Linked DNA regions of Homo sapiens: region 1 is linked to region 2. A link is a loop called in an ENCODE intact Hi-C map of the cell type or tissue named here. Cell type or tissue: mammary epithelial cell. All regions are shown on one strand. Each heading gives the region's core, and the rest is flanking DNA. Links, peaks and the distances in the headings are about the cores only.

Region 1 (8,329 bases), core at 327-8,326, 860 kb before region 2:
AGGAAACATTCAGTACATCACTGGATGAATGAAGCAAGAAATGAATGGTTGGATGGGTGGGTGGGTGGGTGGGTGGGTGGATCAACAGGTAAGTAAAGGCAAGGCAAAGGCCTAAGTTGTGGCCCAAGGAAAGATGTATGAGGGGGTGGCCCGCAAGGGCGAGAGGAACAAGAGCGTTGGTCATCAAGGGAAGAAGATCAAGAAAAAAAGGTTTGAGATCTTAAGGACAGTGAAGACTTGGCATTGGGTGAGTTGGTATTTTCTGGTCATTTCTGTGCCACACAGGGTGCCGGGCACCTCATGAGCATCACCCCGGATCCTCACAGCTGCACCTGAGGCAGATATACCCACGTAGAAGAGGAAGCTAGGCTTAGCAGGATAAGCTGGCACCACTGCAGAGCTGGCACGCGGCGAAGCCAGGATTGGAGACCAAGTGGGCCTGACCCAAGCTCTCTCCATGAAGACCAATGGGCATCCTCTGGCCCAGGGACCATTGCCATCAGGTGGGACCGTTGCCATCAGGAAAGAAGAGAGCGTGCTCCAGGAGGCAGCTCTGGGCAGTGCAGAGGGATGAAACAATCAATATGGTGGCTGGGCCCCTTGGAACAAAGAGAAAGGGCTGGGGCTGTCTAGGGAGGACTCAGGACTCATGACCCACTCCTGCCCACAGAAACATAACTCACTCTCCGCCTGAGCACAGCCACTATGTCATGGGGTGATGTAGAGCCAGGGAGGGAGGCAAGGACACGTTCCTAAATAATATCCTATTTTGTAGTCAACAGTCAGGCAAGAGGAAGGGAGAAAGAGGAGGGCAGGAAGACAGCGAGATGCAGAAAGGATTGAATGTTCCATGAGGATCAAATCTCAGCCTCCCCGCAGGTGCATTGAGACAGAAGACGCAGGTCCTCACAGCCAGAGGTGCTCATGGAACCAGCCCGGGCGATGTCTCATCACCCAGACGAGCACAGAAAAAGACAGGCTTGCAGGGTCCCACGGCCTGTCTGACACAATGCTCATGGGGTTTTCTCAAAAGCATCATCTATTTAGCTGATGGCCCCAAAGTGTTTCATTTAGCTGGAAATCGTGCTTGGTCCATTTCCCAGATCTCAGTGACATTATGAGAAGCCAGCAAAATGTGTCTGGCAGCAGAGCAGTTCAGCAACCCATCACCTCGAGTCACAGTCCTGTCGCCCCTGTTTGGAAAGCAGACAGTTCAGACGACTTCTAGAAGGCAGAGTCACTGCTGCCTCCCAGGCAACCGAGGACTACAGGAAGCCTGTGTGTGTGTGTGTGTGTGTATGTGTGTGTGTGTGTGTGTGTATGCACCAGCTTGTGCACATGCCCTCTGAAGGAAGGCAGGGGTCACCCATGGCACAAGGCAGTCACCATCCTCCCTGACCATGGGATAAAACTTTGCCATTCCTTTATCTTATTTAATCTTCCCACTAGGCAGGAATCATTATCCCCAAACTATTTCTGAGAAAGCCAAAGCTTAGCCGGTTCATGTGGCCCCAGCCCCACAGCCAGCAAGAAGCAGGGCTGAGACTGTAATTCAGCACTGTCTGAATCCAAAGGCCAGGCTCACACTGAGACCCCAGCGTTCCCCACCCCATTCCACGGGCCTGGAGAGGTGTTTCACGACGCATTCACTGGTCTGCCTGGTACCATATAAAGAAGAATCAAGTCCCATCACCAAAGAAATTTGCAGAATTCTCAGTGAACACAATGGAACAGGTCTGATTCTGGAGGGACTTCCTGGAGGCCTTCAAAGGCTAATGCACACTATGGAAACCCAAAAGCCGGAGCAATGGCTCTGCTCGTGAAAGCCCCCGAAGGCAAGACTCTGGGTGTGTTACCAACTCTCCGAGTCTCACACAGTCTCTGGCACAAGGTAGGAGAGTGCAATACCCATCAAGTGCTTGAGTGAATGAATGATGAATGAATGAACAAGTAACTAAATGCTGTGAATGAGAGTTCTGTCTAAAGATTAAAAAAAAAAAAAAGAATAAGGCTCTGGGGAAAAGGCCCCAGCATCTCTGCTGTCATGGAGTATTCCTGCTGCCTAAGGTCCTCTCATAGAACCCGGCCCTTCCTGCACTGCCTCCAGCGTTCCAGGGGATGGGTTCTGAGAAAGCCGGGCCATTCATCTGTGCTGGTGCCGTGCCGGCCTTCGGTGCTTGCTGCCCTGGCTCTCCCACCTGGTGGGCTCTAGGAGGAATTCCCCGTGAGGGCACAGCAGAAGCTGACTGACAACCAGGTGGGAGGGAGACCTCCTGGGCCCAGCTGGAGGGCCCTAGGGAGCGGGAGGCAGGAGACAGGACCTCAGTGACCCTGGAGATCGCTCCCCATATGTCCTCATCCTCTCCACCACTTCTTCTCCATGTCCAGGCACTCGTGGGAAGTTAAAACCCAAAGTTGGGCCCGTGGTGCCAGGTCAGGGGACAGCAGGTGCCACCTGGGTGCCCGAGCACAATTCCTTTCTCCCTGTCCGACTCAGCCTAAGATTGGCTCTCATTTTGAAAATGCAGCTCAGATGTTGGCTGTGTCCCATTGGAGAAGCTATCTGAGGCCTTAACCCTCCTCTGGAGAGATCCAAAGCCACAGAGCCGAGGTGGTCCCTTTTTCTGGAACCCACAGAGAACAAGAGAAGACAGGGTGGCACTGTGGGAACACCAGGTGACAAGACTCAGCAGTGGTCTCGGAGGAGACAGAAGCTGTCTTCAGGGATCTGAACGCTCCCGGGAATGGGGTATCCACCCAGAGAAAAAATAGGCCAGGCCAGGATCCCTGAGCCCACAGCAGGCGAGACTCAACCCAGCAGAAGGCGGGTTTGTAAATGGAAATTTCCCAGCGTGCCTGGCCTCTTTCCATTATTCCTCTGGGCCCAAAGTACAGACACTTTACAGGTTTTCCCTGTCCTTCGAGGAGGCCTGGGATTTCTCTACTATAATAATTCATAGGTGGTCTATTTCCAGAACAAAGATACTCCATGTATTCATCTCACAAACATTCTTGACCCCCTGCAATGAGTCAGGCGTGGCGCATTCCCTAAGCCACGCAGCGCTGAATCTGACTATGGTTTCGGGCTTTGTATGAGAATGCTGTAAAAATATGGTTGGCTGACATCTGAGTTAGCTCAGGCTTCCGTAACAAAGTACCAGAGGCTGGGTGGCTTAAACAGCAGACATTTATGTCTCACAGGTCTGGAGACGGGAAGTCTGAGATCAAGATGCCAGCCAGTTCCATTCTTGGTGAGGGCTCCCTTCCTGGCCTACAGACGGCCACCTTCTCACTGTGTCCTCACAAAGCAGGGAGAGAGCTCTAGTATCTTCCTCTTCTTTTTTCTTTGTTTTGGTAGAGATGGGGTCTCCCTGTGTTGCCCAGGCTGGTCTCAAACTCCTGACTTCAAGCAATCCTCCTGCCTCAGCTGCCCAAAATGCTGGGATTACAAGTGTGAGCCACCACACCAGGCCCCTCTTCCTCTTCTTATAAGGGCACTAATCCTATCATGGGGCCCCACCCTCACAACTTCACCTAAACCTAATTCCCTCCCAAAGACCCCATCTCCAAAGACTATCACACTGGGGTTAAGGCTTCAGCACATGGATTCTGGAGAAACACAGATATTCAGTCCATGGAAGATGGTGTGTCTCCTTTTTTTTTTTTTTTTTTTTTTTTTTTTTTAAGAAAAAATTCAAATGTCAGGAGAGAGCACAGACACAGTCCCCCACTACCACAAATGATGCAGTGAGTTTCCCACATTTGGGGAAATCACAAGGGTCAACACATCTGGCGCACAATGGATAAGCCTCACCCTGGGAGTACCACCTTCAGGATCCTGGTATATCTCCCGTGCCAGGTAAGCATGGCGGGTCCCTTCTTGATAGAGACCTACTCGCATATACACAATGTAACAGCCACCAGATCACACTCACCCCTGGCAGCAGAATGGCAACGCTCCCTCCCATATGCCACAATAGTAAAAGGCTCGTTGAGTCCAACCGTAAACACAGAAACGGAAAACACGCCAGTATTTGGCTGAAGTGTCTATGAAAAAGGGCTGGCTGAACAGATGCCGGTGTAAACAAGCTTACAGGGGAGACACTTCACCTTCGTAAGAGAGCAGACCTTTTAAAGATATCCTCAAGATTCTTTTATGGTACAATTAACATGAAAAGATGGTGTTCATAACAGGCTTGAGTTACAATTGTACTTGAAATTGATATAACTGCACACGTCTCCTAAAATGCCACGTAAGGGACTTCCAGGTCGCCAAGGTAATGATAGCCACAAAAACTCAAATCTCCCAACGCATCCTCTGAAAACTACACAGATCAACAAGAAGAACAAAAACAACCACACAAATCCCACACACCTTTCACACGACTGGAAAAAAGAGACACTATAAACATCAAATTAACAAATTCTTGAGTTCCCACCCAGAACTTTTATAAAGAGCAAGAGGATAAGATGGGTCCAAAAGCCAATGAAGGCAGACGTCGAGCATGGAGAGTTTAGGAATAAATTACAATTACCTGAAGAAAGAGAAAGTACATCCTACAGGGAAGAAAATACCAAAAATGAATCCAGATAGACCAGAATATGGACTAGAAGGAAGTGATTTAAAGGTAGGCAGGGGCAGCATTGGCAAATGTGCAGGGGAGGGAGGGAGAAGCCAGATGTGGGCATTTAGGATTCTGCAAAACAAAAAATAATGATACATCCAAGGACCCTCAACTCCTCCCGCCCCTCCCCCAAAAACCAGTCATAAAGAAACTGCACTTCGCTGCACTGACAGAAGAGGGAGCTCTTGAACTAAAAATCACACGAACCACTCAATGTGGCGATGTAAGTGGTCTTCATCTGTAGAAGACTATGAAAGAAAAAAAACTAAAATGAGAATACGACACTTACCCCAAAATCCCAACCATAAGGTGGAGGGGGAGGAACTGTGTCATAACACTACAAACTGAATTAAAAACCTCAACGATGCATTTGAAAAATATCCTCAACGCTTGTAAATGAAAAGATCAAATAACTTACTATAAGGGCAACAGAGACAGTTGTCAGCCTTCTCAAAAACAACTTAGAAGGTGGGGCAAGGATGGAGCAGCAGTTTCATAAAACTCAAAGATTTTATATCTAGCGAAGCAGACCCTCAAAAATCAGAGGTACAGAATAAGAGTTTAAAATATGGGAGAATTGAGTGATGTACCCACAGGCGCCTCTGAAGGAATCTTCTAGAAAATTAACTTCATCCAACCAGGAGATGACTAGGGACTCTTTGGCAAAGGAACTTATGGGGAACATTTAATATATTTAATTATGGACCTAAATTAAGTGTGTAACTAAGGTTAAGAGAATCATACATAGATTATATATGTTTTGTCAACTACAAAATGATAGGAAACAAAAAAAGGAAAGACAAAACCAGAATAAGCTCAGTGATGCTTGTATAAGCAACAGGTAGGAGTCAAGAGACTCCATTAACAACTGAAAGACCAAATGGTAAAAGTTAGTAAGAGACTAAAGGGATTTTTAAAGGTAATGAGTACAAAGGTACCCATTAGACTAAAAATGAGAATTTCTTATATATAAAAAGAAATTAAATGAGTATAGAAAATGCATCATGTAGAAAGACAAGTACAGCAAGTAGAACATAATACACATTGCATTTATTATATAAGATATTATACATATTGGACATATAAATAAAAGTGAATGGGTTTACTTATGAAAATAAAAAAATTTTCAATTTGGCTTAAAAAGAAAGATCCAACTATATGTTATATATAAGAGGCATACTTTTAAAAAGAGTGTATTAGTTTGTTCTCACACTGCTATAAAGAACTGCCCGAGACTGGGTAATTTATAAAAGGAAAGAGGTTCAACTGGCTCACAGTTCCACATGGTTGGAGAGGCCTCAGGAAACTTACAATCATGGCAGAAGAGGATGCAAACACTTCCTTCTTCACATGGCGACAGGAGAGAGAAGTGCCGAGCAAAGGGGGAGAAGCCCCTTATAAAACGATCAGATCTCGTGAGGACTCACTATCATGAAAACAGTATGGGGGAAACTGTCCCCATGATTTAATTTTCTCCACCTGGTCCCACCCTTGACACATGGGGATTGTTACAATTCAAGGTGAGATTTGGGTGGAGACACAGAGCCGAACCATATCAAAGAGATTCAGAAAGCCTAAAACTAAAAGGATGGCAAAGACATATGAGGCAAATGGAAATAACAAAACAAGTATTGCAATCTTGATATCAAAGTAGAATAAGTATAATTTAAGAAACAACATTATGACACCTTCTAATGCTAAAAATCACATTCCACAATAAAAATATAACCATAATGAGTATTAGTGCACCAAACAAGACTACAACCACTTTTACAGGAGAGGAAATTGTAGGAAATATAGGCCAGGTTTGATGGCTCACACCCAGCAATTTGGGAGGCCAAGAATGGTGGATCACTTGAAGTCAGGAGTTCAAGACCAGCCTGGCCAACATGACAAAACCCTATCTCTACTAAAAACACAAAAATTAGCCAGGCGTGGTGGTACCTGCCTGTAGTCTCAGCCATTCGGGAGGCTGAGGCACAAGGATTGCTTGAACCCAGGAAGCGGGGATTGCAGTGAGCCGAGAACTCAACACTGCACTGCAGCCTGGGCGACAGTTCTGTGAAAGAACGAAAGAAAGAAAGGAAGGAAGGAAGGAAAATGAAAGAAAGAAACTGTAGGAAATATAGATGAAAACACTAAGAATAGTGTGTTTACCACACCGCTGTCAGTACAAGAGAAACCAGATAGACAAAAAATAAGTAAGGACACAGAAGCCCTAAACAATATAATCAATTTCCTTGACAAATCAATTTGTCACTGATGTGGTTTGCATGTGTGTCCCCACCCAAATCTCATGTCAAACTGTAATCCCCAGTGTTGGAGGAAGAGCCTGGGGGAGGTGACTGAATCATGGGGGAGGATTTCCCCCTTGCTGTTTTTGTGATAGTGAGTGAGTTCTCAGGAGATCTGGTTGTTTGGAAGAGTGCAGGACCTCCCCCTTCACCCTCTTCCTCCTGCTCCAGCCACGCAGGACACGCGGGCTTCCCCTTCGCCTTCTGCCATGATTGTAAGTTTCCTGAGGTCTCCCCAGCCATGCTTCCTGTAAAGCCTGTGGAACCATGAGTCAATTAAACTTCTTGTCTTTATAAATGACCCAGTCTCAGGTAGTTCTTCATAGCAATGTGAGAGCAGACTAATACAGTCATACTTCATACTTTTTCCTTGAATTACCTATTAGTAGATGGGGAATCTACTATACCTTCTCCTTAAGTACACATAGAATATTCACAAAAGTTGGTCACGTGTTAGGTGATAATCAATGCATTTCATAAAATAGAAATATTACAAAGAAATATTTTCTGATCACAGTCTAATAAAACTGGAAAATAATGTTAAAAATCTTTTCAAAATTAAAGCAATAGAAATTCCAAAAATGTACATGTGATCATGAAAACACTACATACCAGGTAAGGCACGGTGGCTCACACCTGTAATCCCAGCACTTTGGGGGGCCAAGGTGGGAGGATCACCTGAAGTCAGGAGTTTGAGACCAGCCTGGCCAACATGGTGAAACCCCGTCTCTACTAAATATACAAAAATTAGCCAGGTGTGGTGGTGTGTGCCTGTAGTCCCAGCTACTCGAGAGGCTGAGGTGGGAAAATCGCTTGAACCTGGAAGGCGGAGGTTGCAGTGGGCTGAGATCGCGCCACTGCGCTCCAGCCTGGGCGACAGAGTGAGACTCCATCTCAGAAAACAAACAAACAAAAAACTACATACCAGAATTTATGAGACATATTTAAAACAGTGGTCGGACTGAATATTCATAGCCTTTTTCATTATTTTAGTAAAAATGAAAAATTAAAATTTTAAAATTCTAAGCTCAAAAAGCTAGAAGAAGAACAACAGCAAAACCATAAGAAAGGGGAAAATAAAGTTAGATGTAGAAATAAATGAGGTGGGTCAAATTAACCAAAATTTCGGGTCTTTTTTTTAAAAAATAGGATAATCACAAGCTAAACTTCATCAAAGAATGAGAAAACACAAATATTCCAAATAAGAATGTCAGGATACAGATGAAGGCTTATTATATAGCTACAGTTATCAAGACTGTGTGGTATTAGCAAAGGAATTGACACATAAACCAATAGAATAGAGAACCCAGAAAGAGACCTGCACAAATACACCCAACTGATTTTTGACAGAAATGCCAAAATTAATTCAAGATAGCTTTGTTGAAAGATAGCCTTTTCAACAATTGGTGT
Region 2 (8,329 bases), core at 253-8,252:
AAGACACAGAGGTTTCTGGCCAGAAAAGGGATACCCCAAAGATCCCATAACAAAAGGATTTAGAATATTCCATAAACTTAGTTGATAAAACAACATAGGTTTTAAGAGGACTGACTCCACTTTTTTTTTTTTTTTTGAAATGGAGTCTCGCTCTGTCGCCCAGGCTGGAGTGCAGTGGTGCGATCTCAGCTCACTGCAAGCTCTGCCTTCTGGGTTCACGCAATTCTCTTGCCTCAGCCTCCCGAGTAGCTGGGACTACAGGTGCCTGCCACCATGCCCAGCTAATTTTTTTATATTTTTAGTAGAGAAGGGGTTTCACCATGTTAGCCATCATGGTCTCCATCTCCTGACCTCGTGATCCGCCTGCCTCGGCCTCCCAAAGTGCTGGGATTACAGGCATGAGCCACCGCGCCCGGCCTGACTCCACTTTTGAAAGTTCTACTGGGCTGGTCTAGGAGATCGAGACCATCTTGGCTGACATGTTCTCCCCATCTCTACTAAAATACAAAAAATTAGCCTGGTGTGGTGGTGCACACCTGTAGTCCCAGCTACTCAGGAGGCTGAGCCAGGGGAATCACTTGAACTCGGGAGACGGAGGTTGCAGTGAGCCGAGATCATGCCACTGTACTCCAGCCTGGCTGACAGAGTGAGACTCTGTCTCAAAAAAAAAAAAAAGTAAGTTCTACTGTGGGTAAAATGCTATCAAACATTGCATGCTACAGAGAAATCTTTTTTTTTTTTTTTATTTGAGATAGGCTCCCACTCTGTCACCCGGGCTGGAGTGCAGTGGTGCAATCACAGCTCACTGCAGCTTTGACCTCTTGAGCTGAAGGGATCCTCCCACCCTTAGCCTCTCAAGTAACTGGGACCACAGGCAAGTGCCACCATGAGTAGCTAATTTTTTAATTTTTATTTTTAGAGACAGCATCTCCTTATATTGCCCAGGCTGGTCTGGAACTCCTGGGCACAAGCGATTCTCCCACCTCGGGGTCCCAAAGTGCTGGGATTACAGACATGAGCCACCGTGCCTGGCCCAGAGAAATATTTTGTGGAAAGAAGGGTCAATTGATGTGGTCAATGTCATTGTTGTCTTATTTTAAGGAACTGCCACAGCCATCCCAGCCTTCAGCAGTCGCCATCCTAATCAGTCTGCAGGCCGGGCGGTAATCCCAGCACTTTGGGAGGCTGAGGTGGGCGGATCACCTGAGGTCAGGAGTTCAAGACCAGCATGGCCAACATAGTGAGACCCTGTCTCTACTAAAAATACAAAAAATTAGCTGGGCGTGGTGACGCGTGCCTGTAATCCTAGCTACTTGGGAGGCTGAGGTAGGAGAACCACTTGAACCCGGGAGGCAGAGGTTGCAGTGAGCCAAGATCGTGCCACTGCATTCCAGCCTGGGCTATAGAATGAGACTGTCTCAAAAAAAAAAAATAAACCCCAAAACAATATGAATCAGTCTGCAGCCATCAACATCGAGGCAAGACTCTGCCAGCAAAAAGAATACCACTCACTGAAGGCTCAGATGATTGTTAGCATTTTTTAGCAATAAATTTTTTTTTTTTTTTTGAGATGGGGTCTTGCTCTGTTGCCCAGGCTGGAGTGCAGTGGTGCGATCTCGGCTCACTGCAAGCTCCGCCTCCCGGGTTTACGCCATTCTTCTGCCTCAGCCTCCCGAGTAGCTGGGACTACAGGCGCCCACTACCATGCCGGGCTAATTTTTTGTTTTTTAGTAGAGATGGGGTTTCACCGTGTTAGCCAGGATGGTCTCGATCTCCTGACCTTGTGATCCACCCACCTTGGCCTCCCAAAGTGCTGGGATTACAGGTGTGAGCCACCATGCCCGATTGCAATAAAGTGTTTTTAAATGAAGGTATATACTTTTTTTTAAGGCATAATGCTATTATACACTTAATAGACTACAGTGTAACTTTTACGTGCACTGGGAAACCAAAAAAATCATGTGACTTATTATAAAGTGCAATGTGTGCTTTGTTGCGGTGATCTGGAACCAAACCCGTAATATCTCTGAGGTATGCCTGTGTGAGCCTGTGAAGCCTTCACCACAATCAAGACCGAGACTGTGAACAGACCTGTCACCCTGCTGAGGCCCTCTGCTTCTCTGGTCCCTCCCTGCCCCCAGGCAACCTCTGATCTGCTTTCTGTCACTATAGTTTGTGTTTCCTCCAAGTTTATAAACATGGACTTGCACAGTTCTCTTTTTGTCCAGCCTCCCTTGCTCAGCACGATTACTTGGAGATTCATCCACATGGTTGCATGTATCAGTTATTCATTCCTTTCCTTTTTTTTTTTGAGACGGAGTCTCACTCTTGTTGCTCAGGCTGGAGTGCAGTGGGGCGATCTCAGCTCACTGCAACCTCTGCCTCCCGGGTTTAAGCGATTCTGCTTCCTCAGCCTCCTGAGTACCTGGGATTACAGGCTCCCACCACCATGCCTGGCTAATTTTTTTTTTTTTTTTTTTTTTTTTTTGAGATGGAGTCTCGCTCTGTCCCCAGGCCGGAGTGCAGTGGCGTGATCTTGGCTCACTGCAACCTCCGCCTCCCGGGTTCAAGTGATTCTCCTGCCTCAGCCTCCCGAGTAGCTGGGACTACAGGTGAGCGCAACCACGCCCAACTAATTTTTGTATTTTTAGTAGGGATGAGGTTTCACCATGTTGGCCAGGATAGTCTCGATTTCTTGACCTCGTGATCTGCCCACCTCGGCCTCCCAAAGTGCTGGGATTACAGGCGTGAGCCACTGCGCCAGGCCAAATGCTGGGCTTTTTTTTTTTTTTGAGACAGAGTCTCTTGCTCTGTCACCCTGGCTGGAGTGCAATGGCATGATCTTGGCTCACTGCAACTTCTGCCTCCCGGCTTCAAGGGATTCTCCTGCCTCAGCCTCCCGAGTAGCTGGGATTACATGCATGCACCATCACGCCCAGCTAATTTTGTATTTTTAGTAGAGATGGGGTTTTTCCATGTTGGTCAGGCTGGTCTTGAACGCCCGACCTCAGGTGATCCACCTGCCTTGGCCTCCCAAAGTGCTGGGATTACAGGTGTGAGCCACCACACCTCGCCGATAATTGCTTTTAGATGTTACTTTTGTATTTTCCTAATGTCTAATGATGTTGAATATCTTTTCTTTTTTTCTAGAGGTGGAGTCTCGTCTTGTTGCCCAGGCCGGCCTGGAATTCCTGGGCTCAAGTGATCCTCCTGCCTCAGCCTCCCAAAGTGGTGGGATTACAGGTGTGAGTCACTGCATCTAGCCTTTTTTGAGACAAGGTCTCGCTCTGTCATCCAGGCTGGAATTCAATCTTGGCCCACTGCAGCCTTGACCTCCCAGCTCAAGTGATCCTACCACCTCAGCCCCCTGAGTAGCTGGGACCACAGGTGCAGCTGGGACCCCCTGAGTAGCTGGGACCACAGAAAACCCACAGGGTCGGTGGCTTTTCTCCCCATGTGGGGAGATGAGAGATTGTAGAAATAAAGACACAAGACAAAGAGATAAAAGACAGCTGGGCCCGGGGGACAACTACCACCAAGATGCAGAGACCGGTAGTGTCCCCGAATGCCTGGCTGTGCTGTTATTTATTGGATACAAGGCAAAAGGGGAGGGGTAAAGAGTGTGAATCATCTCCAATGATAGGTAAGGTCACGTGGGTCACATGTGCACTGGACAGGGGGCCCTTCCCTGCCTGGCAGCCAAGGCAGAGAGAGAGGGAGAGAGAGAGAGACAGCTTACGCCATTATTTCTGCATATCAGGGACTTTTAGTACTTTCACTAATTTGCTACTGTTATCTAAAAGGCAGAGCCAGGTGTGCAGGATGGAACATGAAAGTGGACTAGGAGCGTGACCACTGAAGCACAGCATCACAGGGAGACAGGCCTCCGGATAACTGCGGGCAGGCCTGACTGATGTCAGGCCCTCCACAAGAGGTGGAGGAGTAGTCTTCTCTAAACTCCCCGGGGGAAAGGGAGACTCCCTTTCCTGGTCTGCTAAGTGGCGGGTGTTTTTCTTTGGCACTGACGCTACTGCTGGAACCACGGTCTGCCTGGCAACGGGCGTCTTCCCAGACGCTGGCGTTACCGCTAGACCAAGGAGCCCTCTGGTGGCCCTGTCCGGGCATAACAGAAGGCTCGCACTTGTCTTCTGGTCACTTCTCACCATGTCCCCTCAGCTCCCATCTCTGTATAGCCTGGTTTTTCCTAGGTTATGATTATAGAGCGAGGATTATTATAATATTGGAATAAAGAGTAATTGCTACAAATTAATGATTAATGATATTCATATATAATCACGTCTATGATCTAGATCTAGTATAATTCTTACTGTTTTATATATTTTATTATACTGGAAAAGCTCATGCCCTTGGTCTCTTGCCTCGGCACCTGGATGGCTTGCCACCCGCAGTGCTCACCACCATGCTCGGCTAATTTTTTTGGATTTTTGGTAGAGATGGGGTCTCACCATGTTGCCTAGAAGAGTCTCCAGCTCCTGAGCTCTAGCCATCTGCCCACCTCAGCCTCCCAAAGTGCTGGGATTACAGGCGTGCACGACCGCGCCTAGCCAAAGGTCATTTGTTTTTTTCACATTGAGCTCTGAGAGATCTTTCTGGAGCCTGGATGTAAGTTTCTGACCCTACCAGCTTCCTCTAGCATGAGGCAGTGAGTTTCGGTTGGGGAGAGGGATGTGGCCTCCCATTCTAGGGCATGTCGTTGCGGAGTTCTCCTTGAATTCTCTCTTCCGAGTGCCCTCTGATGAGCTGGGCTCAGTGTGCTTTTGAGTTCTAGGTGCCTGTCTCATTTCCTACCTTCTTTCTATATGCTTGGCTGCCTGGGTAGGTATGGGAGGGATGGGGGAAGAGGTGCTGCCATCTCTTGACTTTTTTTTTTCTTTTTTTTTTTTGAGACGGAGTTTCACTCTGTCACACAGGCTGGAGTGCAATGGCACAATCTTGGCCCACTGCAACCTCTGCCTCCTGGGTTCAAGCGATTCTCTTGCCTTAGCCTCCCAAGTAGCTGGCATTACAGGCGCCCACCACCATGCCCGGCTAATTTTTGTAGTTTTAGTAGAGACAGAGTTTTGCCATGTTGGCCAGGCTGGTCTCAGACTCCTGACCTCAGGTGATCCGCCCGCCTTGGCCTCCCAAAGTGCTGGGATTACAGGCGTGAGCCACCATGCCCAGCCCACCTCTTGACTTTTTAGCTTCCAGATGCCTTTGAAAGCTGCAGAAAACTGGGTCTTTTCCCCAGAAAAGTAGAAACCAGACACAACCTCGAGCATGTTTTTAGGGATGCTCACAGCCTACTGAGCCAGTTCTACTTTGTTTTGGGTTAGAGATGGATGCCACATCTGCAGATCTCTGCCAAGCTGTGTGTGTTTTTCTTTAGATTTTGGGAGTGCCTTTCTGTGGCAAAGGTAAGAGCGTTTCGAGGGCTCCTGCCATGTGTCACCCACATGGCCAGTGCTTATGTAGGGAGGGGCCACAGCTTCTGGCATCCAGTTGTTAGTAGTTTATTTATTTATTTATTTTTACAGAGTCCCGCTCTGTTGCCCAGGCTGGAATGCAGTAACGCAGTGACGTGATCTTGGCTCACTGCAACCTCCGCCTCCTGGGTTCAGGTGATTCTCCTGCCTCACCTTCCCTGGTAGCTGGGATTGCAGGAGCACACCACCATGCCTGGTTAACTTTCTTTTCACTAGTGGTGGGGTTCCACCGTGTTGGCCAGGCTGGTGTCAAAACTCCTCACCTCAGATGATCCGCCTGCCTCGGCCTCCCAAGGGGCTGGGATTACAGGCGTGAACTACTCCACCCTGCCTTGTTTGTAGTTTATAACAGCTTTCCTGAGCTATAACTCTATTGAGTCTACCCTTTTTGATTGTACAATTCTGCGTGAACCTTAATGGATTCACAAGGCTGTGCAGCCACCAGCACGATTTAATTCCAGAACATTTTCATCACCCCCGGAATTAACCTGCACGCATTAGCAGTCACTCCCATTTCCCCTCCTCCAGCCCCTGCCCCCCACCAGCTGACTTTCTGTTTCTGTAGATCTGCCTGTTGTGGACATTTAATATACATGGAATCAGATGGCGTGTGACCTTTTGTGATTGACTTCTTTCACCCAGGGTGGTTTCAAGGCTGGTCCGTGCATTACTGTGGATCTGTAGGTCTTCATTTTTTATGGTCAGATAATATCTCATTGTATGGATTTATCGTATTTTGTTTACCTACCCATCCGTGGTGGACACCGGGTTGTTTCCATCCTTGGGTGGTTGTGAATAATGCTGCTATGAACATTTCTAGACATCTCGTTTTGTCAATTAAAATGATTTTTAATTTACTAGATGGGAAATAGCACCTTGTAGTTGTTTAACTTTGAGATTATTTACTCATAAGGCTAAGCTATCTGAGAAGTGCTTCCTCTTTGCGGGACCATCTGGTTGTGGCTTGAATCTGTGTTGCTGTGGAAGCCTGGTAGGTCCTCACTGATTTGGGGTGGGTGGTGGGCCTAGCACACCTGGACTGGGACCAGCTGGAAGGGTTGCTTAGGGAGGCAGCAATGCCCGCCTGGAGGGATGAGGCCAAGTCCAAAGGGCACAGTATTGGGGCCCAGGCTCATTCCTTGAGTTCCATTTGGCTGCAGCTTCTGGAGGGAGCCGACAGGAGACGTGGGGAGACGATGCTCCTGCTTCGGAGAAGCTTGTCACTAAACGTCCTCAGAAAGGAAGTCGACAGGGCCTGTTTTGGGGAGAAGGCCAAACAGTGAGTTGGGAGCTGAGAGGAACTATGGGCTATTTGGGGTCAGGGGAGGGAAGTGTGTTTGGGAGGACCTGTCCTGTGTGCCAGGGTGGGAGACGCTGTGGCTTCAAGACCCTGGCCCTGGGATGCCGGCTACTCAGGAAGATGGGCCGAGATGGGCAGCCAGGGGGCTGAGGAGGCTGATGGCCCGGGCCTGGGCCCCGGCAGGCTGCCTGGGTGGGGAGGGCTCAGGGGGCATTTTCAGCCAGGGTTAGCTGCCAGGCTTGGGCCAGACTCAGCCCTCTGACCTCCCCTCCGGGCAGACATTTTGGGTCGGTGGGATCCCTTTAGAATCCTCTCCTCTGCTGGCTTCTAGACATTAAGCATCCCTGGGCGGGGGCAGCACCAGCCTCCCTGTGGGACCCAGTGCGTGTGGGGTTTGTAAGCTGAAAATGACTTTTTCTTTCTTTTTGCACATAGGTGAGAGGACTTGTCCTTTTAGGACTTGTTATTTTTGCACATAGGTGAAAGGACATCCTTTTAGTAATAATTTACCTATTTAACTTTTACCAGAGTGACTTCCCAGGCTCAGTGCCTGCCAGCTGGTTAGATAGAATAAGCCCAGGCTCTGGCAGTTTGATAAGGGCCTTGATAAGGGCCGGCTGTTCCAGTGGGAGTGGCCTAATCAGCCCTCTCTGCCCTAACTTTCTCTTTCACAACTAAACATGTGAAACTTGCCCAGAGGCCGGCGGGTGCAGCCTGGTTGAGGCTGTGCGGCCTGCACTCTGGCTGGGGACTTTCCATTTCCCTTGCTGGTCACAGGATTCCTGGGAAAGCAGCCCTGGTGGGGGCAGCATTGGGGGAGGTTGTGGTGATAACACATCCCGCCTCCTGCACTGGGCCTCCTGTAGCCTGCACCCTGGCCGCTGTGATTGTTTGGCCTCTTTCTTTCTTCCTGACACCCAGTAGAAGGGGAGGCGGAGTGAAGAGAGTACGGGTTGGGGGGCACAGGGCCCACAGGTGGCAGCCGGCAGCCTAAGAGCCCGCGGGAGTGGAGGAAGGGTAGTGGAGTTGCTGAGCCCCAAGACAGGCATGGCATCCTCTGAAGCAGGGGTTGGGGGAAGGAAGAGGGGGAGTGGGGAAGGACAGGGGTGTGGCCTGAGGAGAGGGGAGGCTGGACCGCCTGTCCACTTTGCTTCAGCCAGGGAGCTGGCCCTTGGGACAGGCTTTAGATGCCAGCTCCATCAGCAGGATGCAGGCTTGGACCTGCTGGAGTCCTTGCTGGCCTGTGACCTTCCTCCCCTGTCTACATTTCAGGGAGCTCTAGAAGGCGGCAGTGGGGCCAGACCTGGCTTTGGCTGAGACCCTGGAGAAAGACTAGGGGGTCTTGTGCCCTGTCAGAGAAGGCAGAGCCTCATAGCCGCTTCCCTGAGGCCGCTCAGCAGCGGCCCCTCTGCCTTCCTGATCTCCTGGCATGGCAGCCAGAAGAGCTCACAGAATTACTTCTTCTGTAATTATTTATAAAGCAAGGTTTCCATGACGACCGGTTTCTGGTAGACGCTCTGGATTGGCGAGGCAGCCTCTTCCT

What was found. Peaks named below come from ENCODE experiments on the same cell type or tissue, not always from the same donor. Only the 100,000 strongest peaks of a DNase experiment are listed, where the experiment ranks them.
Region 1: a loop joins it to region 2, with 28 times the contacts of the local background. A loop is called at or near these places in 2 of 110 quality-filtered maps.

Annotation. Positions count from the first base shown.
Region 1 is chr1:7,214,898-7,223,226 of GRCh38, reverse strand. The region is part of intron 4 of CAMTA1 (calmodulin binding transcription activator 1); the gene reads right to left. It also overlaps the pseudogene RNU1-8P. Among named protein-coding and RNA genes, the nearest start is that of CAMTA1-IT1, 150 kb to the left of the region's middle. In mammary epithelial cell, for the core only: a CTCF peak has its summit at 4,800 (motif pointing right); no DNase peak of the experiment used is centred there.
Region 2 is chr1:6,359,006-6,367,334 of GRCh38, reverse strand. All of the region lies in intron 1 of ACOT7 (acyl-CoA thioesterase 7), which reads left to right. Among named protein-coding and RNA genes, the nearest start is that of ACOT7, 31 kb to the left of the region's middle. RefSeq lists enhancers at 2,289-2,788, 7,228-7,277, 7,978-8,207, 8,228-8,277. In mammary epithelial cell, for the core only: a CTCF peak has its summit at 4,114 (motif pointing left); DNase peaks (open chromatin) are centred at 4,004 and 7,504; H3K27ac peaks cover 2,612 bases.